Linked DNA regions of Homo sapiens: region 2 is linked to region 1. The links are chromatin loops, found by intact Hi-C in ENCODE. Cell type or tissue: natural killer cell. All regions are shown on one strand. Links, peaks and the distances in the headings refer to the core of each region. The heading gives the core; the rest is flanking DNA. Region 1 overlaps GBP5 (guanylate binding protein 5). Region 2 has its middle 39 kb from the start of GBP5.

Region 1 (16,260 bases), core at 9,226-14,225:
GACACACCATGGGCCAGAAGGAAAACCACTTCTGTGAAGGGAAGTCCTTGCAGGATTCATCACCTGCTAATTTAAGAGCCTTTGGACCCTGAATAACTAGTAGCTATGCCCAGGTACTACGTCAAGGGCCTCAGAAGACTGAGACTTGCTGGCTTCATGTGAGACTCAGCACATTCACAGCTTTAGTGGCTAAGAGACAAGACTTCTTCTGCTTGAGAAAGACTGAGAGAAGAGTACCAGAGACTTCGTCTTGAACTTTAGGTACCAGGTCAGCAACAGGAGGGAAGAGCACCAGGAAGGTTCTTGGGGTCCCCGATTCAAGGACATGGTTCTTGGATGGCATTTTTGGATCTGCCCTGGGCCAAAGGGGCACCTTTTGCCTTGAATGGTGAGTCCCAGGGCAGGCAGCATTCACCATAAGCTGATGAAAGAGCCCTTGGGCCTTAAGGGAATATTAGCAGTAGTCTAGCAGTCCTCCCTGTAGGCCTGTGGTGGTGGCAGCCATGTGGTGAGGCTCATCTGCCTTTGGATATATGAAGCAAGAGTAGGAATGACTGTGTCCTGTGGGTTGAGTGCTAGCTCAGCTGCAGTATGATAGAACACCAATTAGACTCCTAAGATTCTTGATTCTAGTCCCTGGCTCCTGGACTGTACCTTCAAACCTGCCTGGAAGCCTGGGGGAACTCACTTCCTAGAAGGAAAAAACACAGGCCTAGTTGACTTTGCCACCTGTTGACTGTAGAACACCAGGGTCCTGAGCAAACATAGACAGTAGCCCAAGAGTAGCAGGCCCATGCTGTGCTGGCTTCAGACCTGACCAGTGCAGTAATAGTGGTAGTGGGCGCAGTGGTGCTGTGTCATTCCACCTTGAGCTTCAGTTGGCTCATAACAGACAGAGAGACTCTATTTGTTTGGGAAAAAGTGGGGGAAAAGAACAAGAGTCTCTGCCTGGTCATTCAGAGAATTCTAGATCTTGTCCAAGATCATCAAGGCACTACCTCTACAAGTCTGGAAGAACCACAGAATTATTGGGTTCTTCCACATTTTTTTCTACAGCACCCATATTTTTTCTGAAATATCTGGAAAGCCTTCCATAGAAGGATGAGTACAAACAAGTCCAGATGGTGAAGACTGCTATAAATACCTAAATCTTCAATTTCCCAGAAACAAACATCTGCAAGTATCCAGACAATCCAGGAAAACATAGTCTTACCAAACGAACAAAATAAGGTACCAAGGACCAGTCCTGGAGAAATAGAGATGTGCGATCTTTCAGACAGAGAATTCAAAATGCCTACGTTGAAGAAACTCAAAGAAATTCAAGATAACACAGAGAAAGAATTAAGAATTCTATCCGATAAATTTCACAGAGTTTAAAATAATTAAAAAGGATCAAGCAGAAATTCTGGAGCTGAAAAAAATGCAATTGGCATGCTGAAGAATGCATGAAAGTCTTTCCCTAGCAGAACTGCACAAGCAGAATAAAGAATTAATGAGCTTGAAGACAGGCTAATGAAAATACACAGTCAGAGAACACAGAAGAAAAAAGAATAAAAAACAATGAACCATTCCTACAGGATCTAGAAAATTACCTTAAAAGGGCAAATTTAAGATTCATTTACTTCAAAGAGGAGGTAGAGAAAGAGACAGAGGTAGAAAGCTTATTTAAAGGGATAATAACAGGGAATTTCCCAAACCTAGAGAAAGATATCAATATTCAAGTACAAGAAGATCATAGAACACCAAGCCAATTTAACCTGAAGAAGACTACCTCAAAGCTTTTAATTATCAAAGTCCCAAAAATCAAGGATAAAGAAAGGATCCTTAAAGCAGCAAGAGAACCTAAACAAATAACATACAATGGAGCTCCAGATACATTTGGCAGCAGACCTTTCAGTGGAAATCTTAGAGGCCATGAGAGAGTGGCATAATGTATTCAAAGTGCTAAGGAAAAAAGATACTTTTACCCTAGAATAGTATATCTGGTGAAAATATCTTTCAAACATCAAGAAGAAATAAAGACTTTCCCAGACAAACAAAAGTTGAGGGAGTTCATGAACATCAGACCTGTATAAAAAGAAATGCTAAAGGGATTACTTCAATCAGAAAGAAAAGGACATTAACAAGTAGTAAGTAATCATCTGAAGGTACAAAACTCACTGATAATAGTCAGTATACAGAAATACAGAAAAACACAGAATATGATTACACTGTAACTGTGGTGTATAAACTACTCTTATCCCAAGTAGAAAGACTAACTGATAAACTAATCCAAAATAATTAACTACAACAACTTTTCAGGACATAGTCAGTATGATAAGATATAAATAGAAACAATAAAAAGTTAAAAAGTGGGGGGACAAAGTTAAAGCATAGAGTTTTTATTAGTTTTCTTTTTGCTTGTTTGTAGTTTGTTTATGCAAAAGTTTTGTTATGAGCTTAAAATAGGAGATTATAAGACAATATTTGCAAGACTTATGGTAACCTCAAACCAAAAAACATACAACAGATAACACAAAAAAGAAACAGCAAAAAACTAAATCATATAACCAAAGAAAATCACTGTCACTATAGAAAGACAGGAAGGAAGGAAAGAAGTAAGAGAAGACCACAAAACAACCAGAAAACAATGAAATGGCAGGAGTACTACTTATCAATAATAACATTGAATGAAAATGGACTAAACCTGCCAATCAAAAGATGTGGCTAAATGCACAAGACCCATTGATGTGCTGCTATAAGAAACACACTTCACCTATAAAGACACTCATAATCTGAAAACAAAGAGATGGACAAAGGTATTCCATGCCAATGGAAACAACAAAACAAGCAGGAGTAGCTATACTCATATCAGGCCAAAATAGATTTCAAGACAAAAACTATAAGGAAAAACAAAGCCAGTGAGTATATCATGATAAAGGGGTCAATTTAACAAGAGAATATAACAATTTTAAGTATATATGCACCAAACGCTGGAGCATCCAGATATATAAAGCAAATATTATTAGAGCTAGAGAGAGAGACTGCAATACAATAATGGCTGGAGACTTCAATACCCCACTTTCAGCATTGAACAGATCTTCCAGACAGAAAAGCAACAAAGAATCATTGGGCTTAATCTGCACTATAGACCAAATGGATCGAATAGATATTTACAAAATATTGCATCCAATGGCTGCAGAATACATATCCTTTTCCTCAGCTCATGGATTATTCTCAAGAATAGACCATATGTTAGGTAACAAAACAAGTCTTAACACATCTAAAAAATTAAAATAATATCAAGCATCTTCCCTAACCACAATGGAATAAAACTAGAAATTAACAAGACAGTTTTTGGAAACTATAAGAATACATGAAAATTAAACAATGTGGTCCTGAATGACTAATGTGTCAATGAAAAAATTACGAAGGAAATTGAAAAACTTTTTGAGACAAATGATAATGAAAATACAACATAGCAAAACCTATGAGATACAGCAAAAGCAGTACTAGCAGGGAAATTTATGGCTATAAGTGCCTACATTAAAAAAAAGAAAAACTTCAAAGAAACAACCTAATGACTAATCTTAAAGAAGTAGAAAAGAGCAAACCAAACCTAAAATTAGAAGAAAATAAATAATAAAGAGCAGAGTAGAAATAAATGAAATTGAAATGAAAGTAACAATACAAAAGATCAATGAAACAAAAGTTGTTTTTTAAAAAATTAAACAAAATTAACAAACCTTCAGTCAGACTAAGAAAAAAGAAAGTATTCAAATAAACAAAATCAGAGATGAAAAAGGAGACATAATGGGTACTGCAGAAATTCAAAGGATCATTAGTGGCTACTATGAAAAACTATATGCCAATACATTGAAAAATCTGGAAGAAATGGAAAAATTCCTAGACACATACAACCTACCAAGATTGGACAACGAAGAAATCCAAAACCTGAACAGACCAATAACAAGTAATGATAGTGAAGCCATAAGAAAAAGTCTCCCAGTAAAGAAAAGCCTGGGACGCAACGACTTCACTGTTTAATTTAAAGAAGAGGTTATACCAATTATATTCAAACTATCCTTAAAAATAGAGTAGGGAGGAATACTTTCAACCTCAGTTAATGAGGCCTGTATTACCTTGATCAAAATCAGACAATGACACATAAAAAAGAAGAAAGCTACAGGCTCATACCTCTGATGAGTATTGATGTAAAAACTCTCAAGAAAATACTAGCAAACCAAATTCAACGGTACATTAAAAAGACCATTCACCATGACCAAGTGGGATTTATCTCTGGGATTCAAGTATGGTTCAACCTACGAAAATTAGTCAATGTGATACTTCATATCAACAGAATGGAGGACAAAAGCCATATGGTCATTTCAGCTAATGCTGTAAAAGCATTTGATAAAATTCAACATCCCTCCATGATAAAAACCCTAAAAAAACTGGGTAAGGAAGAAACATATCTCAAGATAATAAAAGCCATATACAACAAACCCACAGTTTTTATGACACTGAATTGGAAAAAAACCTGAAAGCCTTTAAGAACTGGAACATGACAAGGATGACCACTTTCACCACTGTAACTCAACATAGTATTGGATGCCCTAACTAGAGCAATCAGACAAGAGAAAGATATAAAGGGCATCCAAATTGGAAAGCAAGAAGTCAATTTATCATTATTTGCAGATTATATGATCTTATATTTCAAAAAACCTAAAGACACCACCAAAAAAACAATGAAAACTGATAAGCCAACTTAGTAAAGTTGTAGGATATAAAATCAACATACAAACATCAGTAACATTTCTGTATGCCTACAGTGAACAATGTGAAAAATAAAAGTAATCCCATTTCCAACAGCCACAAATAAAATTAAATACTCAAGAATTAACTAAAAAAGTGAAAGATCTCTATAATGAAAATTATAAGACACTGATGAAGGAAATTGAAGAGGACAGAAAAATATGGAAAGATATTCCATCTTCATGGATTGGAAGAATCAATATTGTTAAAATGTTCATACTGCCCAGAGCAATCTACAGATTCAATGCAATCTCCATCAAAATACTAATGACATTCTTCACAGAAATAGAAAAAAATAAAGCTATCCCAAAATTTATTTGAAACCACGAAAGACCCAGAATAGCCACAGCTATCCTGAGCAAAAAGAACAAAACTGGAGGAATCACATTACCTAACTTCAAATTACAGATCAATAGCAACCAAAACAGCATGGTAGTGGCATAAAAACAGACACATAGGCCGGGCGCGGTGGCCGACGCCTGTAATCCCAGCACTTTGGGAGGCCAAGGCGGGCGGATCATGAGGTCAGGAGATAGAGACCATCCTGGCTAACACGGTGAAAAACCGTCTCTACTAAAAAAATAAAAAATAAAAATTAGCCTGGCATGTTGGCGGGCGCCTGTAGTCCCAGCTACTGGGGAGGCTGAGGCAGAAGAATGGCGTGAACCCGGGAGGCGGAGCTTGCAGTGAGCTGAGTTCGCGCCACTGCACTCCAGCCTGGGCGACAGAGAGAGACTCGTCTGAAAAACAAAACAAAACAAAACAAAAACAAAAATAGACACATAGACCAGTGGAACAGAATAGAGAACCCAGAAAGAAATCCACACACCTTTAGTAAACTCATATTCAACAAAGATGTCAAGGACATACACCAAAGAAAAGACAATCTCTTCAATAATTTATGCTGGGAAAACTGGATATCCATATGCAAAAGAATGAAACTAGGCCCCTATCTCTTGACATATACAAAAATCAAATCGAAGTGGATTAAATACTTACATCTAAGACTTCAAACTATAAAACTACTACAAGAAACATTGGGGAAACTCTCCAGGACATTGGTCTGGGCAAAAATTGTTTGGGTAATACCCCTCAAGCACAGGGAACAAAAGCAAAAATGGGTAAATGGGATCATGTCAAGTTAAAAAGGTTCTGCACAGCAAAGGAATCCATAAACGAAGTGAAGACACAACATAGAGAATGCAAGAAGATACTTGCAAACTACCCATCTGACAAAGGATTAATAACTAGAAAATATAAGAAGCTTAAACAACTCTATAGGAAAAAATCTAATTATCCAATCAAAAAATGGGCAAAAGATTTGAATAGACATTTCTCAAAAAAGACATATGAATGGAAAACAGTCATATGAAAAGGTGCTCAACATCATGGATCATCAGAGAAATGCAAATCAAAACTACAATGACATCATCTCACTCCAGTTAAAATGGCTTATGTCCAAAAAACAGTCAGTAACAAATGCTGGCAAGGATGTGCAGGAAAGGAAGTCCTTGTACATTGTTGGTGGGATTGTAAATTCGTACAACCACTAAGGAGAACACTTTGGGGTTCTCAGAAAACTTAAAAATTAAGCTACTATATGATCCAGCAATCCCACTGCTGGGTATATACCCAAAAGAAAGAAATCAATATACCGAAGAGATATTCCCACTCCCATGTTTGTTGCATTGCTTTTCACAATAGCCAAGATTTGGAAGCAAGCCAAGTATCCATCGACACATGAATGCATAAAGAAAATGTGGTACTTTTACACAATGGAGTTCTATTCAGCCATAAAAATAATGAGATCCTGTCATCCGCAACAACTTGGATGGAACTGGAGATCATTATGTTAAGTGAAATAAGCCAAGCATATTAAAACAAACATTGCATGTTCTCACTTATTTGCAGGATCTAAAAATCAAACCAATTGAATTCATAACTGTAGAGAGTAGAGGATCTCTACCAGAGTCTGGGAAGTGTAGTGGGGCAGGGTGATAGGGGTGAGGTGAGGATGTTTAACGAGTACAAAAAATATAGTTAGAAAGAATGAATGAGACCTAATATTTAATAGCACAAAGGGAAGATTATAGTCAATAATAATTTAATTGTACTTCTTAAAATTACTGAAAGTGTATAATTGGATTGTTTGTAATACAAAGAGTAAATGCTTGAGTAGATAGATACCCCTTCTCCATCTGATCATTATGCACTGCATGTCTGTATCAAGGCATCTCATGTACCCCGTAAACATATACTCCTACTATGTACCCACAAAAATTAAAAATAATAAAAATTTAATAAATAAGAAAAGCTGGATATCCATTCTCTAAGACTTCAGTGTTACAGAGGGAATTTTATATATACATGCACAAGTGTATATGTTCGAGAATGTTCCGATCGGGCGCGGTGGCTCATACCTGTAATCCCAGCACTTTGGGGAGCCGAGGTGGGTGGATCACCTGAGGCCAGGAGTTCAAGACCTGCCTGTACAACATGGTGAGACGCTATCTCTACTAAAAATGCAAAAATTAGCCAGGCATAGTGGTGTGTGCCTGTAGTCCCAGCTAGTTGGGAGGCTGAGGCATGAGAATTGCTTGAACCTGGGAGGCAGAAGTTGCCTTGAGCCGAGATCATGCCACTTCACTCCAGCCTGGGTGATAGAGTGAGACTCTGTCTCATAAAAAAAAAAAAACAGAAAAAAAAAAGAATGTCCTTAATAACATTTCATAAGGTAAACCTGAAAATCCAGATATGTATTAATAGTAGAATGAATTGTTATCTTTAAACAGTAGAATATATATAGCTTACAACTACACACAATGAACTAGATGAATCTTATAAAGATTTTATTAACAAATGAAGCAAGGCATAAAAGAATACAAACAATGTAATTCCATTTAAATAAAGTTTGAAAACAGGCCAAACAAAATTACATTACTTAGGAGCTCACATGTTTATAATAAAATCCTAGAAAATAGTTGTGAAAGTTGTGATATTAGTTGGCTCTAGCAGGGTTGTCAGAAGTTGTCATATACACCTATAGAATTTTAGTAATGCTGAATGTATGTACCTGGGTTGTTACTTGTGCGTTCATCTTGTAATTTATTTATATTGAATATTGTACATTTTATGTTTTTTGTACTCTTCAGTATGTGTCACATTTAATAATTTTGAAAAACAGAGAATGGGATGTAACTAACTAAAATATTGCTTTGAAAGGGAACAAAGATTGTGTTGAAACTGACTGAGACATGGGGTCAAGAGAGATTTCAAGAGTTTTGAGTCACATTTAGAAAGGCCCTCTCCTCTACAGGTTTATGAAGAACATAACCTTGATTTCTTCAAATGCATTTTCATAGTTTTACATTTTATATTTTATCAATTTGGGTGTGGTTCCTTTTTCTTATTTTAGTGTATTGTGTGTGAGGTCTGGTTACAACTTGATCTTTTCCTATATGGCCATCCAGTAGTCCCAACCTACTAAGAAGTCTATCTTTACCCTGTATTATTCCTATAAAGTCTATTTTTTGGACTTTCTATTCTGTTGGTGATCGTTATACACTAGAGTCATTACCACATTTTCTCTACTTCATTTTAGAAATTTCTTTACCTGCTTATTTTGTGCTGAATTCTTATACATTGTTTTGAATCTATGCTTTTGATTTCAATTATTTTAGTAATTCCTTCTAAATTTTAACACATTATTCAGTATTTCTATGTTTTCCTAAGTATATTAGTCCATTTTCATACTGCTATGAAGAAATACTCAAGACTGGGTAATTTATAAAGGAAAAGAGATGTAATGGACTTGTAGTTTCACATGGGTGGGGAGGCCTCACAACCACAGCAGAAGATGAAAGAGGAACAAAGGCACATCTTACATGGTGTCAGGCAAGAGAGCATGTGCAGGGGAATTGCCCTTTATGAAGCCATCAGATCTCAGGCGACTTATTCACTATCATGAAAAAAGCACATGAAAACCCACCCCCATGATTTGATTACCTCCCACCTGGTCCCTCCCACAACACGTGGGCATTATGGGAGCCATAATTCAAGATGAGATTTGAGTGGACACAGCCAAACCGTATCACTAAGCAAGATAAGAAAGTACCACAAGATGGTTATTAATGTGGGTTCTAAATTCAAAAGGCCTTCTGTGGTACTGACCTTAATTTATTTAATTTCAATGCTTTAACAATAATAACTTTAATAATGATAACACTAACATACATTGATAATATTGTTTAAAATAACAATTGCCATAAAACAATACTAAATGTTTATAAGGTTTTTATGAGCAACAGGTGAATTACTACAGTGACCATAATAAAGTGATCCATAATAAATTCCAAATATCTCTTAGCTGGTATGAATAACTATTCATAGTATTAACTAATAAAGATTTTGTACTTGTTTCCTATTGCTGCTATAACAAATTATTACTAATTTTGTGGCTTAAAACAACAGAAGCTTATTATCTTACAGTTTTGGAAATCAGAAGTCTGTGAAGCTTAAATCAAGATGTTAACAAGGCTGCATTCCATCTGCAGGCTCTAGGGGAGAATCTATTGCTTTGCTTTTCATTACATTTAAAACTAGATCAGTTGATTTCACAACAGTAAGACAAAGAAAGTCAGAAAATATAAGCTACTTACTGGTAGTTTCAAGAAATCATCAATGTTTACCTTACAGTGCCTTTTCTTGTTCTTTTGCACCCAGTGACAGATCTCTAACCTGTGAGATCAGAGTATTTGGGGATGAGTGGGATCCAGGGAAGCTGGTGGGGAAGAATATCTGTGGATCACTAATGAAAGCAGCATGCCTCTCTGGTTTTTGGTGGGGGAGATATAATAGCAAAAGTTAAATTAGACTAGAAATCAACTACTTTGTAACATGGTCTAGGTTAACAGTAACAAGGTGTGAAACCTTAAATGACTTAATTTTCTGAGTCTCAGGATTTTAAAAAATTTCTTTAAGATGGGTAATAAAGATATCAATATTTAATTTGGAGATAGAGCTATTCTTTTTACTGATAACATTTCCTTGGATGATAAAATGTATTTTTTTCTTTATAAATTGCACAGCTTGAAAAGGTAATTGTAGGGTATTGCTAGACAAATGCTCAGTTGAATATGCTGGTACCTTCTGAACTTCAGTTCAAATCTAGAAATACTGCTGAGTAGCACCACATCCTATCTGATATGAAAAATTCCTCATATTAAAGCTCTTCAAAGAACAGTAAAAAGAGCAGACACTAAAATTTTTCGGCTTTTTTCTGTATATAAGTAAATCATATTTTGGGTGACTAAAAAAATTCAAGCTCCTATCATATTACCTAAGTGGAAAATTCCTTATATGAGTAAGTACTTATAAGGGAGAAAAACAGAGCTTTGTGTAATGTTTCTATAATTTAAACAAAAAAAATTTTACTGGAGATATACAAAACAAAGTAACAAAAAGTACATAAAAAGATGTAATAAAGTGTGTTTTAATTCTAGTCTTAAAGCAATTCTTAATCTCCTTAGGGAAATTCAGTCTTTCTCTATAGACTTTTAACTTTGAGAAAAATACAAACAAAGGAACTGATTTATGGTTTTCCAAAAATGTTTTTATGGTTAAAATCTGTACAAACAGATATATTTATATAAGTTACATATTTTAAGAAAAATCAGTCATTTTTCATATATAATTGCAAAGAATTAAGATCATTTAACTTTAGCACTATAAGCAAGCATTAAATTAAATGCACTCAGATTTTTGGCACATTATATGGCATTCCTTATACCACATATTTATAAGATCTAAAGGATTATAAACATATTACACATAATAATTAAGTCCAATATAAATTGTGTTCAGGTTATAAAATGCCCTATTTAAGTTGTGCTCTTGGTGAGGGTGAACAGAAAAGAAAAGGCTTCTTCTTTAGCCCTTAAGCCTATGACACAATTTCCATGCTGGTAATTCCTTTCATCTTCTGAAGAATCTCTATTTTATTATAACATTATTGGCTTTCAGCTTGGAATTTCTCTACGCAGATTGTCTATTGACAGTGCCAAGGAAACATCTCACTGTCCACAGAATAGCAGCCTCCACCCAGTTGAAAGCTGCACATTGTTTCCACTTTACCATTGGTACTTCCCTCTGATGGCATCCAGCACACGACCATTAGCCTGAGTGATGCCCAACTGAGCCCAGACTTTGGTCAAGTTCCTTCCGACTGAGCCCAGTTAGGGACACCCTGCCCCCAGAGGAATATAACAAGCCCCCTCCCCTAGCTGCCCTGCAGCTTATTTTTCGTCCAAAAGGTCGCCCCCACCGCAAGTTCCCAGAACTTAGGTGCCACTATAACCACCCCTAAGCTAAACCACATCCTGGTACCCTGAGCCAGGCGGGGGCAAAAACTGACAAACTGCAGGATGTGGCCATACTGGGAGGAAAAGTCTCCACAAATGGCCTTGCCCCCCCGACACCCCCGCACACACACACAAAACCCCTGCAGACCTACTTATACCCCTTAGCCTGTAAGCCCGGTGTCTGCCTCCTCAGATTTCTGTAGAGCAGCCCAGCAGGTTAATAAATTTGCTTGCCGACTTTGGGTCTTCTTGTCCTTTCTCTTGGCTAACCTTATAAGCCCATGTGCATAACTCCCTCTAGGTCAGCGGTCCCCCAACCTATTTGGCATCAGGGACCAGTTTCGTGGAAGGTAATTTTTCCACAGAGGGTTGGCGGGGGTTGGAGGTGGGGTGGCGTTATTGGTTTCTGGTTTATATTGTTCCACAAGGATCACACAACCTAGATCTTTTGCATGCACAGTTCACAATAGGGTTCCCACTCCTGTGAGAATCTAATGTCACTGCTGATCTGACAGGAGGTGGAGCTCAGGCTGTAATGCTCACTTACCTGCTGCTCACCTCCTGCTGTGTGGCCGGGTTCCTAAGAGGCCACAGATCAGAGCTAGTCTATGGCCTGAGGGTTGGGAAGCCCTGCTCTAGGTAACATAATCCCCTTATGAGAAATTAGACAGATGACATTGAGATGCAAGGAAAGCATCTCCTGATGAAACCATCCCAATATCACGCATAAATGAAGGCAGTGATACAATGTCCCTTATACAATTTATAATCTCTTAAAGGAAGCAATAAACATTTAAACTATTGGACTACTGGGATGTACATTTTACCAGATACCAGCATCATAATCTTATAACTCTATATGAAAGTTTGAAAAAATAATTATAAAGTTTATTTAAATGTTGATTGTCCCAAGGTCTACAGTTTCTTTTCTGTTGTGTCATCAGTGACAAAGAGTAAAAAAAGGAAACTCCCATATTTAGCACTTTAGAGTAAAACACATGGATCATCGTTATTAACAGTCCTCTGGGCGTGCTGGAGCTCACTGAGAAGGCTTCTATTTTGAGCTTGGAATGTTGTGCTGAGCTGTGCAGCCTGTTCCTAAAGAGTGATAAATAGAAAGTAAGATCAAGCTTCTTACTGATTGCCTAAATCACTCACTTGTCCTTACTTCTTTTCATCTACAGTAGCAGTAAACAGTTCCTGAATATCTCTCTTCCATTCACGTGCATCTAACCTATTTCTGTAATTATTCACCCTCCTTGTCTTTCTCTAGCTCCAGAAATGGTCATTTCTCATCCCTGGAATATTGGTGTCCCTAGGATTCCAAACCAAAGCTCCCTTCCCCCTTAAACCACACGATCTCCTTGGGCAATCTTAGTCACATCTTGACTTCAATTCTCATACACACACAGGAGACTCTCAGATATATTTCTAAGAGAAGAGGCTGATACAAAAACAGTGTATCTAAGTGACATCGGAATCAGGTGGGCTGTCCAATCTTTACATACATAAGAGAATTTGTTCCAGGTCACCACAGAAGTAGGAGAAAAGAGTGAATACATAAATAACCACATGCTGCTCATACTGCTCTTTAGGAAGGAGCTGCAATCAGAAATATTTTAGAGTAACTTCTGAAAAACTAGTACCTACAAACTGGCAAGCCAAGGGGAAGAATTAGGATGTCATTTGTCTCATTAGGGTGCTGACATAGGAATTTTACACCAGGTCTGAAGAAGCAAAAACACTGCAGATTCCACTCATTTGGAAGGCAGTTTTGTTAATGTGCTAGGCTTGTGTGATATTTGCATTGATTATCTCTTTGAAACCCCACTTATCTCATCTGAAAAATGAGGACACAGTAGTTCTGCTTTACAGTGAATGGATTAGATGAGATAATGCATGTAAAGTGCTATGACAGTGACTGATAAATAATAACTACTGGAGAGTGCTTGGTAACTACTGACAGTGATTGGTAAATAAAAGTAAAGGACCGGATGAAACAAACTGGCAAATTAAAGGCCTTCAGAACAGAGATGATCAAGGCAAGAACAGGGGCATAGACACAGTAACATGAAATCAGATTAACAAAGTATCTATGACCAAAGCAAAAGATCATCCAGGACAATTAACAAGTCAACAGGAAAGACCAGTTACTGCAGCCCAGAAATGCCTTGGTTTTTATTTAACAACATATAGTGCTTACTCTGTATCGGGCACCATTTAAACACAAATATTAACTCATTTAATTATCAAAATAACCCTATAACATAGATATCATCACTGTGTCCATTTTACACAAGAGGAAAATTAGGCACAGAGGTGATAGATAACTTGCCTAAACCATATACTTACTAAGAGGTGGAGCTTGGATTCATACCCAGACTTTCTGGCTCCAGACTCCCTGCTGAGAGCCACAAGATCTTGCTGCCTCTCCCTCTTTGCCACTGCTACATACTCTCATCGTTACAGGCAGGGGAGAGATGAAACAATTGATGAATACCTGCATCTGTTGTTCCTGCATTTTCTGTTGCTCTGCCAGCCAATTTTGTTTGGCTATCTCCATTTGTCTCACTTGTTCCTGATGGAGTCTCTCCCTCTCCTGCATCATTTGCTCGTTCTGCCTTTGAATCGCCGCCAACCTTTGCGCTTCAGCCTTTTCAGCTTCTGCTTTCACTTGTGCCTCTGAGGAGAAAAAGATAATCTTCTCTAGGATTAATGTGCCTCTTCCTTCTGCCTCCCACTTTTGTTTGTGATTGTTCCAACTTCCTGGATAAAATTCCCAGGGGTTGTTTTTCCCTTCCAGGTAACCACAATGCAGGATCATGCCAGTCAGATATGCTTGAGGAGCTAAGAAGCATCTTTGCCATTCTTGCTCTAGTTTAACATCCCATGAGGGCCAGGCCAAATTTATTTAAAATTTATAGATTTCTTTCTATCTTGCATAATTTCCACTTTCTTCTCACCTTTCTTCTTTTTTTCCGTCTCTGTGAGAGCCTGGTCAGTCTGTAATATTGCATGACTCACAGACTCCTTGGACTTTAAATATTTCTGCAGAACTTCTTCAGCCTAGCAACCCGGAAAACATGCAGTTAGATGCAGGAAATGGTGATTAGGAATGTTGTAAACATCTTTGTCTTGTTCCTTCCAGCAGCATCTATTCCTCATAGGAGAGGCTTGCCATAGGAGAGGCTCCATAGGAGAGGTGGAGCCTATACAGGCTTCCACCCTGCACTTGGTGGAACTGCCAATTGAGACTGGAGAGGCTTGTGGAACACCTGCTCCTGTCACAAGTTTGGCCATGACTCCATGGTCAGTCAGAGCATGCAAGTCCACTAGATGCAAAGGACTTGTTCACAGGGAGAAAAATACTGCAAAGAGTATGAAAATTGATGATGCTTTTGTGTTTGAATGACAGATATATGCTGGAGAAAAGATGCTCTCTTTCCCCTGAGACTGAGGGCAGTAAGGACTAGTTAAGCTTGGACCTGTTGGTGTCACCTTTATTGTCATGTGGGGTGAGCCTGCCTGGAAATGAAGCCAATAGTCAGGAAAATGAAACAGAAAAATGACAGAAAGAAGGAGGAAAAGGGATAATATTGTTTAAAATTCTGAATGCATCTATACTTGAAACTAAATTAAAATCTTTTGCTTTTAGTTTGTGTAAGCCAATGAATTACTGGTGTTTCTTAGGTTAGTTTCAAGTATTGGCATTCTGTCCAATGTAACCAAAAAGGCCTCTTTGTTGCAATGAATGTTGATGGTCACAAAGCAAGTCTGGTGATTATGGTGATGGTTCAGTTTAACCCCACTGCTACCATTAGATATAAATTCTGTGCGAGGAACACCAACACCAGGCACATTGTTTTTCCATAAATGCTTATTCAAGAAAAGGATTACTACTAGACAGAGACATAAACCTCATCTGTGTGCCTGTATACATGGCAATTTTCCTGTTCTCACTGGTTTTACAAAGAGGTCCCTCAGCAATTCTCCACAATAGGTAGAACTAGGGATACCTGTATTCCTTTCCGAGGCTCCCGATAGTACTTTGCCTTCAGTTCTTCTGTTTTCTGAATGAAGAGATTATGGCCTCCTGGCTTAGAATAAATTCCCTGCTTCACTGCTTCTTCTAGAGGACCAAAAATATCCTTAAGTAAAGCCGAGCAATAATCCGAGGATGCTTCCAGGTTCCGTTTACAAATGTCATTCTGTTTTGCATCTAGTAGAGTCTTCAAAGAGACAAAAACCCATGGAAAAGATGTTAGCAATACTTCAGTATTTCTGGAAATAATTCTGAAAAAGAATCTATATTTTTTTCTACAAACTTAGAGCAAGACACATATAAGCAAGACTATATCCTTCCCACCAAACCTGGAAAAATTCCAAGGATGATACTCTATAGAAAAATGACATTTACTTTTGGGTTTGAATCTCTTGTTATTTCTGCTATAGGTGTAATCTTCATGCCACAGACCTCTAGCTTCATGCTTTAATTTTAAATGCAGCCTACTAGTTTACAACATTCCTTCCAGTATTTCAGTGTTTTACTCGGGATTTCCAATGATAAAGTTCGAAGCAGAATAGTTGGCTGGAATGATACCAACTTATTCTATTAATCCTGGATACATCATATTTTAGTGGATTAAACTGGTAATTCTATATGCTTAATAAAAAAGAAAATTTAATACTTTGTAAATGCAACTGGCCAAAGACAGAAAATTAATTAAAATTCAGTTCATGGGTATAACATGGTAAATGTATGCATATGGGAAAACTTCAGAATCTACAAGGTCCAGAGTAATTACATGTTTGCTCATTTGTTTTCAGAATAAAAGTGGTGTCATGGCTATATATTATTATTTTCCAATCTAGTATTTTTTTTCTTAGCTAAGTCCTATTTTATCATTCAAAGCAATACTTTGCCTTCTTGACCTTAATCCCCATGAACTAGAAACAAAAATATCACCTCCAATTCTTTCTGGAAACTTTGGTCTACATCCTTGAAAGAGTTTTTCATGAAGACTTCAATGGCCTCCCTCTCACTGGTCCTGTGCAGGTCCAGCAGCTCCTGGAGGGTTTCCATGGGCAGCTGCACTTTCTGGCCCAT
Region 2 (16,260 bases), core at 4,218-9,217, 50 kb after region 1:
GCTGGAAGCAAGCAAGAAAGAATAATTTAAATGCATTTGAGGCTGGGAATACCTGCTTATGCTTGTATATTTTGGATAGTAACATTTTGTTGAGTGCATAGTTTGCTAATGTTTTTTCCCATTCTGTAGGTTGCCTCTTTGCCCTGTTAACTGTTGCCTTTGCTGCGCAGAAGTTTTTTCATTTGATGTAATCCCATTTGTTTATTTTTGCTTTTGTTGCACATGCTTTTGAGGTCCTATCCAAAAATTCCTTGCCCAGACCGTGTCATGAAGTATTTCCCCTATGTCTTCTCCTAGTAGTTTTATAGTTTTGAGTCTTATATTTAAGTCTTTAATATATTTTGAGTTGATTTTTGTATATGGTGAAATACAGGGGTCTAGTTCCATTGTGCATATGGACATTCAGTTCCCCAGAACCATTTATTGAAGAAACTGTCTTTTTCCCCAATATGTTTTATTGGAATTGCTGTCAAAAATAAGTTAACTGTAAATGTGTGAATTTATTATTGGATTTTCAATTGTGTAGTCTGTGTTTCTGTTTTATACTAGTACCAAGGTGCTTTGGCTACTAGGGCTTTGAATAAATAGTATATACTGAACTCTGGTAGTGTGATGCCTCCAGCTTTGTTCTTGCTCAAGATTACTTTGACTATTCATGTTATTTTGTGGTTCCATATACATTTTTGAATTTTGTTTTCTATTTCTGTGAAGAATATCATTGGTATTTTGATAAGAATTGCATTGAATCTGTAGAGCCCTTAGGGTAGTGTGATATTATCTCACACACACACACACGAATATGTATATATTTGTTTTCGTCTATGGTTCCTAGGTCATAACTCCAATACCCCTTGTTCTTTCTCCACAAAGCAGGTCATAGTCATAGAAATGAAAAATATATGTGCCCCCATCTTTCTGTCTTGGCTGTGACCATATGGAAATTCTGTGATCTACCTTATCTGATTGTAGGTCATAAGACTTCTATTTCAGAAAGGATTCTGCCCCATACCCTGGAGGGAACAATGCCACACAGAGAGGCCAAGAAGAATGTGGGATAGGTTTTGAAGTTGCTGCATCTGAACTACATTCAATTGAGTCATACAGGCCTTTGCAGATGAGAAAACTTTGGAGATGGTCTTTTTGGTCTTATTTAGCATTTCCTAACACTGGCAGCACTTTAGAGTCACCAGGAAAGAGGAGAGCTTTCTTACAAAATAAAGATGTGTGGGCCACCCTTCAACCCAATTAAATCTGATAGCGAAGAAAGAGGGAATCATCAATACTTCTTAAAATCTTGGGAGGTGACTTTAATATGCAGCCAGATTGAGACCCAGTAATAGGTCTCTCCTAATGCATGTTACAGTGAGACAAGTTGAGGTCATGGATAAAAATGCCCCCCTCTCCCTTAAAAATCAAACCAAAACAAAACAAAAAACGGAGAAGAAATGAATCTCTTCATGCAGGGTTCTTTCCTTTCCACTTGCTGCTGTCCCAAGTGAGGTGATGGGGTAGGAGGCTGTCACCTTGCAGCTCCCTCTGGTCTACATGGAGAAGTTGAGCTTCTCCAGAACTAACTGACCCCTGCAGGCCAGGTCATCAAGCAATCCTCCCTCTTATATCCCCAATTCTTGACTGCTGTTTTAAATCAGAAACTGAGAAGTCTAGTTCAAGACAAAGTTGCACGTAGAAGAAAGTTGCTGAGTGAGCAGTTTTGCTCCATGGATTCGCAGGTCAGTGACTTCAAGCTCTCAATTGCCTCTCTCCTGCCTCCTTTCCTCCTACATCTCTGTCTCTGCTTTATGGAAGCTGGAAAACACTGGGGATAATTATCATTACCACAAAGAAAATGGGACAGAAAAATAAAACCCTAAAGTAAAAGCAATTAATGGTATATATTTTTTTAATTTAGGAAAAGCATGTCTGAACCAGGTGGCCAGATGGGATCAGGGGTTTGCAGTGCAGGAATGAGGGAAGGTTAAGAGAATTCACAGATTCAACACTTACCTACCAGCTTTCCTCTACACCACCCACCACGCACACCCCTCCCCAGGAACTGCTTTTTAACTAGCAACTATTTCTCTGCTGCAGAAGGCATAGTCTTACTCCAAAACCCAGGAGACTATGCCAATATTCTTGTTAAGGTTTGGTAGACTCTTCTAGATGCATCAGATATTTTGGGTCATATGGCATAGGCAGAAAGGCAGCTGTCACTGCAGCTAGATCTGCTTAGAGTGCCCACTCACTCTGGGTCCCACTCAAATAGGAAGCTTTCCAAGGCAACAAATAAAGGGGTTGTAGCAACATTTCCCAAATATATTATCAGCAGATTCCAGCATAAAAGGCTCAGTATGCACTGGTAGAATGGATTCTGTGCAACAATTTGTGCATTATTTTGGAGGATATGTCCTGACATGCCCTAGAGTATTGGCCTCTGAATCGGAAGTTCTATAGAACATTCAGATGATCAAAGTTCCTGTGTTCTTCACTGTGTCAGTGTAAGATACAATAAAATTCTTCTTCAAAGGTTTAGACTGTTCCCAATCAGCACTGTGATTGTGACTTGTGAGAGCCCACAAAGCAGAGGACCCAGCTAAAACCACACCCAGATTCCTGGCCTACAGAAACTATGAATTAATAAATGTTGTTTCAAGCCGCAAAATTTTAGGGAAATTTGATAAGCAGTAATAGATAACTACTACAGAAACTTTTATCTGACTTTTAACACCATAGATTACTACTGTGTGTTTTGTGCCTTAGTATAAATCAAATTATACAGGATGTTTCGTGTTGGCTTCTTTTATTCAACATTATGATTGCAATTCATTTAAGTTGCTGGTCTCAGTGATACTTTATTTGTGCTTACTGCTGTGTAACACTTCATTTTATGAATATACTATAAATGTGTTATTCATTCTACTATTGAGAAGAATTTGTGATGTTTTTGGCACTCAGCACATAGGTATGCATATTAGCCGGGCATAAAGGTAGAAGTGAAATTAGTTAACTCCACTGTATACATTTATTCATTTAATAGTAGATACTATGCAACAGTTTTCAAATATAAATGTCTCAATTTATATTCTCAGCACAAATGCATAAACATTTTAAATGTTTCATATTCTTACCATGCAAAAATCCCAGACTGTATATTTGTAATCATTCTGATGAGTATGTATTTTTAATTTCACATGTAATTTGATTTTCTTTGAAAATAGTAATAAACAGGGAAATTGGGCATCTTTTCATATCTTTTGCTTATTTGAATATTCTTTTTCACTTGCCTATTCAAGATTCTTGAATATTTTCCTAATGGCTTGTCTGTCTCTTTTTTTCATGACTTGATGACTGCCAAATATATTCTGAGGTTGAGTTTGTGTGTAGTTCTATGCATGTCTATGTATATACTGGTAACTTTAGTTTGCCTTTTCATTATTTCATGGTGTGTTTGGAGGAACAAGAATTCTTCATTTTAAGTAGTGAAATTTTTCCATGTGTTGTTTACACTTAGTGCTTTTGTGTCCTGTTTCCAAACTTGAAAAAGATGAAAATCATCTCTGACATTTTAAAAAATGTTTATTGTTTTGTCTTTTACATTTGAATCTACAATCCATGTGGAATTGACTTTTGTGGATGACAGGATGCAAGAAACAAGTTTTTGTTTTTTCTTATGCCTATAACATTGGCCTAGTGCCATTTATTGAAAAGACTATTGTTTCCCTATAGTTACCATGAATCAACTCCCCATACATATGTCAGTCTCTTTCTGAGCCCTCTAGTTTATTGCATCTATATATTACTTCATGCATGCACCAATACCATGCTATCTCAATTACACTAGCTTTATAATAAGTTTTGACATCTGTTTTTTCATTTGGTTTTCTTCTTCAGAATTGCCTTGGTTGTTCTCAGTTTTTTGCTTTTCCGTATAAATTTTAGAATAAGTTAGCCATTTCCTAAAATTATTAATATACCCAACTTGGCTTTTGCTTGGAATTACCTCAAATCTATAGATAAACGGTGATGTAATTTGGTTATATGTCCTGTTCAAATCTCATGTTGAAATCTGATCTCTAATGTTGGAGGTGAAGCCTAATGCGATGTGTTTGGGTCATGAGATCGAATCCTTCATGAATAGTTTCATGTGTCCTCATTGTAATGAGTGAGTTCTCACTCTATTAGTTCCCATGATAACTGACTGAAAAACAGCCTAGCACCTTCTCCTCTCTTTCTTCCTTCCTCACTCACCATGTACTCTGCACACACTGGCTCCCTTTACCTTCCACCACTAGTGGAAGCACCCTGATGCTCTTGCCACAAGCAGATACTGGCACCATGCTTCCTGTACAGCCCTCAAAACAGTGACCTGAATAAGCCTCTTTTTTTTTATAAATTACTCAGCATCAGGTATACTTTTATAGCAAAAAAAGAGGGGCTAAGATAAATGGCATTTTAAAAATAAAAAAAGTTCCTTCATTTATTAGATTTTTAAAAATCTCTCAGCAATACTCTAGTTTTCAAGGTATAGTCCTTATGTGTGTTTATTTATTCCTAGATATATTTTAAGTAAACTCCCTTGAGCACAAATATGCATACAGAAAAGTACACACCTCACAAATTTATAGCTCAATAATTTTTCACAAACTGAACACATCCACATTGCCAGCATTCAAATTTAAAAAAAAATCATGGGACTCCAAAAGTATTCCTCATATTCCAATTCAGGCATTACCAATTCCTTTCTCTCCCAATCAAGGACAACAACTATTCTGCTTTAGTACTTCGTTTAAATAAAACAATAAACAATGCAATTTTTAGCTTTCAGTAAATTGTTTTCAATATTATGCTTGTTAGATTGGTCTATATTTTTGTGTGTAGCTATAAATCATTAGTTTTCATTTATATTAAATTGTATAAAATATTCCATTCCGTAAATGAAAATGTGTGCAACCAAAAGATATGTGCAAGAATTTTCATAACAGTTTTTCTCATAATAGCCAAAGACTAGACATTACCCAATTGGAATTACCATAAATGGAATATTTTCTCTATAATTTATTTATCCAGGCAAGTGTTGGTGGACATTTGGGTAATGTCTAGTTTTTGGCTATTATGAGAAAAACTGTTAGGAAAATTCTTGCACATACCTTTTGGTTGCACACATTTTCATGTATAAATGAATACAAAAGTATTGCTGGAAAGGCATATGTTCAGGGTTAGAATATATTTAAAATGGTTTCATAGTTGAACTAATTTACATTCACACTAGCAGTGTATGAGCATTCCAGGTGCTCCACAAGCTCATCAAACTTTGATATTATTTGCCTCATTTTCATTTGGCAGATGTGTAGAGGTAACATACTATGATTTTAACGTCATAGAATTGAGCAGATTTTCATATGTTTATTAGCCATTTGGACATCCTCTTTTGTTATTTTGTCATTCAAGTATGTAACTGTTTTTAACAATCTTTTGTCACAGTGATTTTTTAAAGATCTCTGTGTGTGTGTTTGCATTTTCTTGAATAGCTTCTTATATGATTATGGATATAATATTTGCATTTGTCCATTGAAAGACATTTAGGTTGTTTTCAATTTTTCAATATCTCTATGAACATTCCTATCTTTCGACAGCACATAATCTGTAGCTCATCCTTCAATACTTATCTCAGAGCCAAACTCATACACAAACCCAGTCTCCAGGACACTCTGTCTTAGCCCACGAGACATGTTAAAGACCTTAGAACAGTTTATGAACAGAGCATGTAGCATCGGCCTCCATTTTCTTCCCTAGGAATTCACTTTCAGAGTCTCTTTCATAGGCTAGTTCATGATGGACTTCTTTACTATGCTAGATCATTTATCAGAATAAAAATTTGTTTATCTCATTCAAACATATCATCTCACACTACATGGCCTCACAAAGAAAACAGCAGATCAAGGAATGATTCCTATTATTTTTCTGTAATATTTGGGTGGTTTTCAAAGGGTGGCTAAGACTATGCTGAGTCATTGTCTGATCCTTTTGCAGTCATGATGATGATGGAAGTGATCTCTCACCTGTTGTATGGTAATACAAACTGAGATAGAGATTGTCATAGCAGCTTCTATAATCTCCACTTTCAAATGCAAGTTATCCAAAAAAAAAAAAAACCATGTGTCAGTGTAGTTGATTTTACAGAGGACGAGAGGGTATCTTTTTTCCTAAGTTTTATTTGCCCATCACAGCTTTGAAGGGAACCAAGAGCTCTTTACTCCACTGAAGCTCACCCCCTTTCTATCTTCCTGGCACTACTCTCTCCTCTGCCTATTCTATTTTCTTTTCTCTACTCACTATCTTTGCTTCCAGAATGAATCAAAATTTCTCTATCAAAACAATTTAGCATCTTTTTTTAATTACTTAGATTTCTGTTGACATGTACATCCTTGTATTCTCCCTTTCTGTTCCAGCAGACATATCAGTGAACTTAGAAATGTGCACCCTTTCCTCCCTATCAAGAATTGGGGATACTATGTTAAAAAAAACCTTTGTTTTATCTTTTTATAATATCTTGTCCATATATTTATTATGCTATAAGATAGAAGGGGCCATGTTTGGAAAATGAATTCAAATAGAGCTCAGACACCTTCGCTTTGGAAACTCTATGGCAAAATATAACATTATTTTGCTAGAACAGAAGCTGACTTCTTAGAAATGAGCCAATTATAAAAGTAGCTCTTCATTGCTTTCAGTTTCAATCTGAAGTATGTTTACAGGAAATGCCATTTCAAGTAGCCTTGAATGACCTAAGGGATTGTTTTTCTGGCTGGAAAACTTTTATACAAAGTGATTTTCAAACATAATGAGTGGAAATGTGTGCAATTTGGAGGGAATAAAGGGAGAAACATTATAGTTAAGAGCCTCAGCACCTCTCATTGCTGCTTTTCCAGAATAAATACATAGCTTTTAGCATTTTAAATCTTTCTACAAACAGCTGGCCATTTAAAAAAGCTGCAGCAGGGTCTATTTTGGGGGCTGATGGCATGGCCAGGAATCATTGTTTTTGGCCATCTTCAATTGATTTTCAGTGTAGTAATCATGGTGTGTGCTTTTTTAAAAACACAAACTAAGCCATTCACCTTTTCTGCACAAAGGTCATAGAAGTTTCCTACTGCAGGTAGGGTAAAATCCTTTCCTCTCTGATTGCCTGCAAGATCTTACACAATCTGGCTTTTGCTCACCCCTCTCCTCATCCCACATAATCTCAGCTTCACCACATGAACCTTCATTCAGGACCAAACACATCAAGCTCTTTCTCAATAATTTTCCTTCATTTATTTCCTAATTGTGCTTTTAGTAAAATTCATCTTAATTCTCATTTCCTGAGAGAAGGATCATTGGCCAGCTAATCTCAATTGGGCCAACACTTTTTCTCCTTTCTACACTTACTCATGGCACCCTGTATTAGTCCTTTACAATGCAGATAAGAAATTCAAATATTTCATTTGTTGGTGTTTAATTTGTTTAATATTTTATTTCTAATCTGAAAACCACATTATACTCAATGCCTTCCCATGCCTTTCACAGTGACCAGCAACCCATGGTCAATGGTCATACCTATGTATTTATTGAATGACTCAATGCAATTAGTTTAAAAGTGCTCTCTTTGAGTTTGCCTTTATTGTTCTGTGCCTCAAAAGAAATCTCTATTTCTAAGAGATAAACGTGTAAGGGATAATTGGAAGGATAGCTGAAAAAGGAATGAGGCCAGTAGACCTAAGTTCAGGCAAGCTGATTTATTGTCAGCCCTGCTGGGCTACTTCCTGACAAAAGCAGAGGAGGCAGCCCCACTTACAGACTACAGCAGGGCTTTATAGGGCAAGGAACTGGGTCAGGGTAGGGGAGTTGAGTTGGGTGTACAGAAGGGCTGAGTCGGGGTCGGGGAGCCGAGTTGGGTGTGGAGGTGTCTTGACTGCATCCTGGGAATGCTTTTGCCAGCTTTGTTATGCAAGGTGAACAGACACATTAACCACATCCTGTAACTGCCTGGACAAACAGTTACTGGCGGGGTCAGTGAAGGGTTTTTCTTTAGCCCTGGGGGAGCTGTGCAGAGGTCACAAAGGACTGCATCATAAGACCCACTGGAAGGGAGGGGAACAGTCTGGTTGGGGTGACCCTAACAAAATGTATTATATAAAACCAAGTAATTTTAGAAACTTTTCTTAGATTTGTTTTGTTACATACTAGAGTTTTGAATTTTATTCTGAATAAATTGAATAAATAATTTATTGAATTATTAACATTATCCTGAATAAAAATAAAAGGAGAATTATAATACACTTCTGAATCTGGAAGCACTTTGAATTAGATGACATGAAAATGTTCTAACCAGAAAATATTGAAAAAGATTAATAAAAATAGATACACTTACCTACCCATTGATAAAGCAACATCAAACAAGAGACTGGGAAATTACCGTATGAGACAATGGATTAGATCACGTTAACTTTATCTTCTCCACAGAGAGTTAAGCAATTTAAACATTTTTTACGATAAAGAAGACATGGTCCTTAGACATTTTTAAGTGGCTCTCCCCTCAACCCTTTTTCCTAGCCTTTATGGCTGCCTAGACTCCAGAATACCTATTTTGAGACTAGCCATGTGATTGAATAGAGATGGTTCTAATTATGCCATCTCAGTGGTTTCCAATAGTAAAAGGGGGATGATTTTGCCCCCAAGTGACATTTGTCAATATCTCAAGACATATTCTGTTGTCACAACTGGGTTGGTTAACACCACAAGTGTTGCAAAACTTTCTCATTAGTTCAGCTAAAACTAGTCTCTTGACACACAGCCAGGAAAGACTAGGCTCACAGACACATAAAAGGGTGAGGAAAACAGAATTTATTGGACAAAAAGGAAAAAGGAAAAATAACTCTCAGCAAAGAGAGAAGAGTCCTTCTAGTAGGTTTCTCACCTCTCAGATTGAATCCCAGTTCACTACATGGGAACAGGAGGGGCCAGGCTCCTCCCCACTGCAAATGGCATGAACTTCCCAAGGCTCTACCCCATCCTCCCAGTTCACAGGTGGACATCATTTAGAAATAATTAATTGGGAAAGGACGGGCTTCATCTGGGACCAGCAGTCTGGTTTTTCAGCCTTCAGGCTGTTTTAGACTTGAAGGCAGGGTTTCACTGTGAACCCTTGGCTGTCTCATTCCCCCGTCTAAAGAAGTACATCTAATTGCCTTTAGTATAAGGATAAGAACAAAGACCAATCTTAACTGCTTCCTGATGACAAGGGATGCTGTTTTGGGAAAATGGCAGTCAGATCTCCCCAAGAGACATATCTGAGGGTTCACAGCAAAAGGGGCCATTATCCGGGGCTCCAGTTGCAGGATCATTTGGTATTTGATGGCCTAAAGGTGAGAAGAGACAAACTGGATTATTAGAAAACATGTATCAAAATGAAATAAGGGGGGTGAGGACAGCTAAAAAATCCTGAGGCCTTTTACCAGCTTATACAGGGAGACGGGGTCCAAAAGCCCAATTGTTAAAAAAAAAAAAACTTTTACCATTTTGCTGGCATGTTGAGTTGCTGGGTTCCCATGCCCTGAGCCCAATCCTAAGCCAACCAACTTAAGGTTTGGGAAATTAACTTTTCCCAGTTTGTAGGATGTGTTGAGGGGAGTGTCCCATAGTACAGAGACCCAATTATCAGTGAAGAGAGAACAGAAGGAGAAAAAGGAAAAAAAGGAGTCTTTTTTTCAAAGGATTCCCAGGGGTTCAGGATGCATTCAAAAGGGGTACAGGCTGAAGATGAATGGCTTCTCATCTAGAATGAGGTGAGTGAGGCATCCCTGGTTCCCTTCCCTTCCTAGCAAATACCTGGTGTACCTAAGGTAGGGAAAGTAAAGTGTTCCTCTTTCTTTCCTCCATCATTGTATCCTCGAGCTCCATTGACCATGACAGTGTGCCACCCATGGTTGTCAAAGTGGCTATCACCCATGTGAACAGGTGGCCTAGGGGGTGTGGGGTATCCACTTTTACCCATGTATGCCCTATCTCCCCTACTGTCAGTAGCCTTTGAATTTTCTAGACCTCATGTATGCCATGAATACTAACTTGACCTATATCCGTGAAATGGGAGGCTTGGCTTAATCGATAGGAATCAGTCATACTCACCTGTGCTGCACCTTTTAACTTCCATCATTGTCTACCTCTGGATTCCTCAGATCCAATTTTCTTTCCTAGGGATTTGACCTGAATCTTGGAATTGAGTTTGGGACAAAAATGTGTCTCAGGGGGGTTGCATGGGCTCCTTATCATAAGCCAAATATTAAGGTGAAGCTGTGGACTTGAGTCCTCTTCCAACAAGGGAGAGAAAAGAATGTCTTGTGAAATGCCCAAATAACTGTTGGCTATAGTTGTGTTTGCTAAGATGAGGCTTGGCTTTGGTTAGCTCCCTTTGGTTTAGTATTATTGGTCTTTCCCAAAAAGGAAACCTCCATATGATGGGCAGTCTATTTATTCCCATCACCTGGCAGGGTTTGCGAGATAATTGCTCAGAACTAGAATACTGATCCAGATTATTACATTATTCATCCCTCTTGTTCCTTCTGAGCTGCAGTTGGAGATGACTTTAGCCTTATACTTGGCCTGTTTATTTGCATAAAGTGCAGCAAGAATAATTGTTTCTAAATAGGCCTATTTAGACTGGCTTTGCTAGAACTCTGTTCCACAAGGAGTCTCAGATAAAACCTTTTAAAGCCAAGCCTAGACATGAGTTTTTATCCTCAAATACCTGTGAGTTGAGTGATCCTCTCCTCTTAAGGTCCCAAGATAAACTTGGAGCCCCTGGGTCTGTTAGAAATTGACATTATTTACTGAACATAGGTCAGGAACCCTGTACAGGGACTGCATAGACATGAGTATGAGGCCAGTTTCCTCAAGGGGCTTTTATTTGTTCTGCAAGTTGAGCTTGACTCTTTAAAGGGAAGCATATCCTTCCAGCCAAAGCCTTGGTAAAACAACCAGGTTTTCCAATTGTGTCCTGTTGCAAAAGAAAATGGATTCTTATTGCACTGATTCAAACAACGATACTGCCATAAATTAAGAGTACTCACAACTTGTTTCCAAATTCTGGAGAAGCCAGGTGGAGAAAGAGAGAGAAATACGCTCCAAATTTTGTTCACAAGAGTATACCTTACTCAGTTATTAAGGGTTGTAAATAGTTCAGAATAAGTTTCCTTGACTCTGAAAAACAAAACAAGGATCAGCAATATTCCAAGCAAAAGTCAAAAAGTTGCTTCAGTTTTCTATGAGTTCAGTCCATTTATTTAACTATCATTTTGCTTGATATTCACTAACATTTCAGCTCTTCATGAGTTCTGTAAGTTTCTCCTTTATTCCAATGTCACAATCTCCAAACTTATCAAAATGCTGTATGTGAGAGCATCTGTCAAGAGTTTTCTATAGCTGATTATAAACCATCATTTGAAAAAATTGGAAAGATGCTGGGGGAAGAACAATTGCTGGTGAATAACAAAATGTTCAGGGTAGTTACAGTCAGAAACACATCTGACAAAGAAGTGCGGTTATCTCTGTGGTTTACAATAACTTAACATAATAACCTTAATTATGACTGATAGCATATATTTTAGACATTAGAATTTTAGAAATCCCATAAAATTTTGGAACATATTTTAGCATTATTCACCAAAATATAACCTAAAGAAGATTGAACACCATTTTGGCAATCCCAAGTAACTAAACATGTTAAATAATCCTGTTTACCTCTCTTTTGGATACTTCAGGGGCCTTCTGCAGCATCCAAAAGCCAGGTGTCAGGAAAGACAATTTTGAAAATGAAGTTTGAGTTTGGGAAGCCAATTAAATATGTTAGAAGTTTAAAACCCTTGATGTTATGAAATAGAATTGAGTTGTCAGGTGTGGTGGTTCACACCTGTAATCCCAGCTCTTTGGGAGGCTGAGGCAGCAGGCGGGTCACCTGAGGTCAGGAGTTTGAGACCAGCCTGGCCAACATAGTGAAACCCCGTCTATAATAAAAATACAAAAATTAGCCAGGCGTGGTGGTGGGCACCTGTAATCCCAGCTACTCGGGAGGCTAAGGCAAGAGAATTACTTGAACCCAGGTGGCAGAGGTTGCAGTGAGCTGAGATCATGCCACTGCACTCCAGCCTGGGTGACAGAGGGAGACTCTGTCTCAAAAAAAAAAAAATGAGGTTGCCATAAGTTATTTTTTTGCCAAGATTATGACTTAGAAATTTACAACACCAAAAACTTTTGATAACCTTTTATAATTTTGTTAAAGGGCAGATAGTCCTTAAGAGTAACTTGTGGGGATCTGGAAAGATGGCCAAATAGGAACAGCTCTGCACTGCAGCTCCCATCGAGACCAACACAGCAGGTGGGTGATTTCTGTATTTCCAACTGAGGTACCCTGTTCATCTCATTGGGACTGGTTAGGCAGTGGGTGCAGTGCAGAGGGTGAGCAGAAGCAAGGTGGGATATTGCCTTACCCAGGAAGTGTAAGGAGTGGGGGGCCTCTGTTTTCCAAGCAAGGAAGCCATGAGGGACTATGCTAACCAGCCCAGATACTACACTTTTCCCATAGTTTTGGAAATCTGCAGACCAGGAGATTCCCTCATGTGCCAACACCACCAGGGCCCTGAGTTTCAAGCAAAAAACTGTGCAGCTATTTGGGCAGACACTGAGCTAGATGCAGGAGGGTTTTTTTTTTTTTTCATATCCCAGTGGCACCTAGAACCCCAGAGAGACAGAACTGTTCACTCCCCTAGAATGGAGGCTGAAACCAGGGGGCCAAGTGGTCTCATTCAGTGGGTCCCACTCCCACAGAGCCCAGGAAGCTAAGAAATACTGGCTTGAAATTCTTGCTGCCAGTGCAGCAGCCTAAAGTCAACCTGGGATGATCAAGCTTGGTGCAGGGAGGGGCATCCGCCATTACTGAGGCTTTGATAGGTAGTTTTCTCCTGACAGTACTAAGGAGGCCTGGAAGTTCAGACTGGGTGGAACTCAACACAATGCGGCAAAGTGGCTGTGGCCAGACTGCCTCTCTAGATTCCTTTTTACTGGGCAGGGCATCTCTGAAAGTAAGGCAGCAGTCCCAGTCGGGGGCTTATAGATAAAACTCCATCTCCCTGGGACAGAGCACCTGGTGGAAGGGGCAGCTTTGGGCACAGCTTCAGCAGATTTAAATGTTCCTGCCTGCCAGCTCTGCAGAGAGCAGCAGATCCTGACAAGGAGGATTCTCCCAGCACAGTGCTCAAGCTCTGCTAAGGGACAGACTGCCTCCTTACTGGGATAGACCTCCCAACAGGGGTTCACAGACACGTCATACAGGAGGGATCTGGCGAGGATCAGGCCGGTAACCCTCTGGGATGAAGCTTCCAGAGGAAGGAGCAAGCAGCAATCTCTGCTGTTCTTCAGCCCCAATGGGTGATACCCAGGCAAATAGGGTCTGGAGTGGAGCTCCAGCAAACTGCAACAGACCTGCAGAAGAGAGGCCTGACCATTAGAAGAAAAAGTAACAAAGAGAAAGCAATAACATCAACATCAACAAAAAGACCCGCACACAGAAACCCCATCAAAAGGCCATCAGCCTCAAATATCAAAGGGAGATAAATACAGAAAATGAGGAAAAAACAGTGCAAATATGCTGAAAATTCCAAAAACTAGGATGCCTCTTCTCCAAATGATCACATCTCCTTTCCAGCAAGGGCGCAAAACTAGACAGACAATGAGTTTGATGAATAGACAGAAGTAGGCTTCAGAAGTAGGTAATAACAAACTGCTCTGAGCTAAAGGAGCATGTTCTAACCCAATTCAAAGAAGCTAAGAACCTTGACAAAAGGATACAGGAACTGCTAACTAGAATAACCAGTTTAGAGAAGAACATAAATGACCTGATGGAGCTGAAAAACACAGCATGAGAACTTCGTGAAGCATACACGAGTATCAATAGATGAATCAATCAAGCGGAAGAAAGGATAGAAGAGATTAAAGATCAACTTACTGAAAAAAGGCATGAAGATAAGATTAGAAAAAAAAGAATGGGAAGGAATGAACAAAGCCTCCAAGTAATATGGGACTATGTCAAAAGACCAAGCCTACAATTGATTGGGGTCCCTGAAAGTGATGGGGAGAATGCAACGAAGTTCAAAAACATACTTCAGGATATTATCCAGGAGAACTTCCCCAACCTAGCAAGACAAGTCAACATTCAAATTCAGGAAATACAGAGAACTTCACTAAGATACTCCTTGAGAAGAGTAACCCCAAGACACATAATCATCAGATTCTCCAAGGTTGAAATGAAGGAAAAATGTTGAGGGCTGCTAGAGAGAAAGGTCAGGTTACCTACAAAAGGAAGCTCATCAGACTAATAGCAGATCTCTCTGCAGAAACCCTACAAGCCCGAAGACAGTGGGGGTCAATATTCAACATTCTTAAATAGAAGAATTTTCAACCCAGAATTTCATATCCAGCCAAACTAAGCTTCATAAGCAAAGGAGAAATAAAATTCTTTACAGACAAGCAAATGCTGAGGGATTTTGTCACCACCAGGCCTGCCTTACAAGAGCTCCTGAAGGAAGCACTAAATATGGAAAGGAAAAACTGATACCAGCCACACCAAAAACAGACCAAAATATAAAGACCAATGACACTAGGAAGAAACTGCATCAACAAATGTGCAAAATAACTAGCTAGCATCATGATGACAGGATCAAATTCACACATAACAATGTTAACCTTAAATGTAAATGGGCCAAATGACCCAATTAAAAGACACAGACTGACAAATTGAATAAAAAGTCAAGATCCATTGGTGTGCTGTATTCAGAAGACCCATCTCATGTGCAGTCACACATAGGCTCAAAATAAAGGAATGAAGGAATATTTACCAAGCAAATGGAAATAAAAGAAAAAAAAAGCAGGGGTTGCAATGACAGTCATGATGAATGATCTTTCAAATTTGATGTTGAATTTGCTTTGCTGGTATTTTGTTGAGGATATTTGTATCAATATTAACCAGAGATATTAGCCTGTTGTTTTCTTTTTTTGATGTTTCTTTGCTTTTGGCATCAGGGTAATACCGGCCTTGTAGAATAAGTTTCATAGTATTCCCTCTCCTTCTTTTTTGGGGGAATAGTTTGAGTTGGATTGGTATTCTTTTTTAAATGTCTGGTAGAGTTCAGCATTGAGACCATTGGGTCCTGGGCTTTTCTTTGCTGGGAGACTTTTTATTATGGCTTTGATGTCATTACTTTTTATTGCTCTATTTAGGCTTCAGATTTCTTAATGGTTCAATCTTGGTAGGTTGTGTATGTCTAGGAATTTATCCACTTCTTTTAGGTTTTCCAATTTGTGGACATACAGTTGTTCATAGTAGTCCAGTGATTCTTTACATTTCTGCAGTATAAGTTGTAATGTCTCCTTTTTCATCTCTGATTTTATTTATTTGGGTCTTCTGTCTTTATCAGTTAGTCTGGCTAAAAGTTTGCCAATTTTCATTATCTTTTCAAAAAACCAACTTTTCTTTTTGATGACATTTAGTATTGCTTTTCTCATTTCAATTTCTTTTTTTTTCCTGCTCAGATCATTATTATGTCTTTTCTTCTACTAATGTTAGGTTTGGTTTGCTCTTGCTTTTCTAGTTCCTTAAGATGCATCATTAGATTATTTGAAGTATTGCTCCCTCTTTGTTGTAGGTGCTTATTGCTATAAACTTTCCTCTTAGTACCACTTTTGCTTATCCCATAAGTTTTGGTATGTTTTCTTTCCATTTGCATTTGTTTCAGGAATTCTTAAATTTGATTCTTGTTTTTTGACCCACTGGTCATTCAGGAGCAAATTGATTAATTTCCAAATGTTTGTGTTCCTTTTAAGTTTTCTCATATGCTTGATTTCTAGTTTTATTCCATTGTGGTCAGAGAAGATACTTGATATGTGTCAAGTATCATATTTACCTTTTTTGTATTTTTCAGACTGATTTTGTGGCTTAAAGTATAGTCTATACTTGAGGATGATCTATTTCCTGAGCAGAAGAACGTGTATTTTTCAACCCTTGGATGAAATAATCTGTAAATATCTATTAGGTCTTTTGGTCTATAGTATAGATTAGGTCTGATATTTTCTTTGTAATTTTTGTTTGGCTGATCTGTCCAATGCTGAAGGTGAGGTGTTGAAATCTCCAGCTGTTATTATACTGTGGTCTGTCTCTCTCTTTTGAACTAATAATAT

Evidence for each region. A loop is a pair of places that touch in the nucleus more often than their neighbours do. Peaks named below come from ENCODE experiments on the same cell type or tissue, not always from the same donor. Only the 100,000 strongest peaks of a DNase experiment are listed, where the experiment ranks them.
Region 2: it touches region 1 in a loop (8-fold over the local background); 6 of 110 quality-filtered maps call a loop at or near these places.

The regions. Positions count from the first base shown.
Region 1 is chr1:89,248,567-89,264,826 of GRCh38, forward strand. It overlaps GBP5 (guanylate binding protein 5), which reads right to left. Exons shown (of 12, transcript NM_052942.5): 8 at 16,120-16,260; 9 at 15,170-15,382; 10 at 14,117-14,219; 11 at 13,654-13,835; 12 at 7,623-12,251. The coding sequence ends at 12,138. It also overlaps the pseudogene LOC100421401. Among named protein-coding and RNA genes, the nearest start is that of GBP5, 16 kb to the right of the region's middle. RefSeq lists an enhancer at 11,475-11,976. In natural killer cell, for the core only: no CTCF peak of the experiment used is centred there; a DNase peak (open chromatin) is centred at 11,205; H3K4me3 peaks cover 744 bases; H3K27ac peaks cover 4,253 bases.
Region 2 is chr1:89,303,995-89,320,254 of GRCh38, forward strand. No RefSeq gene overlaps it. Among named protein-coding and RNA genes, the nearest start is that of GBP5, 39 kb to the left of the region's middle. In natural killer cell, for the core only: no CTCF peak of the experiment used is centred there; a DNase peak (open chromatin) is centred at 6,757; H3K27ac peaks cover 3,112 bases.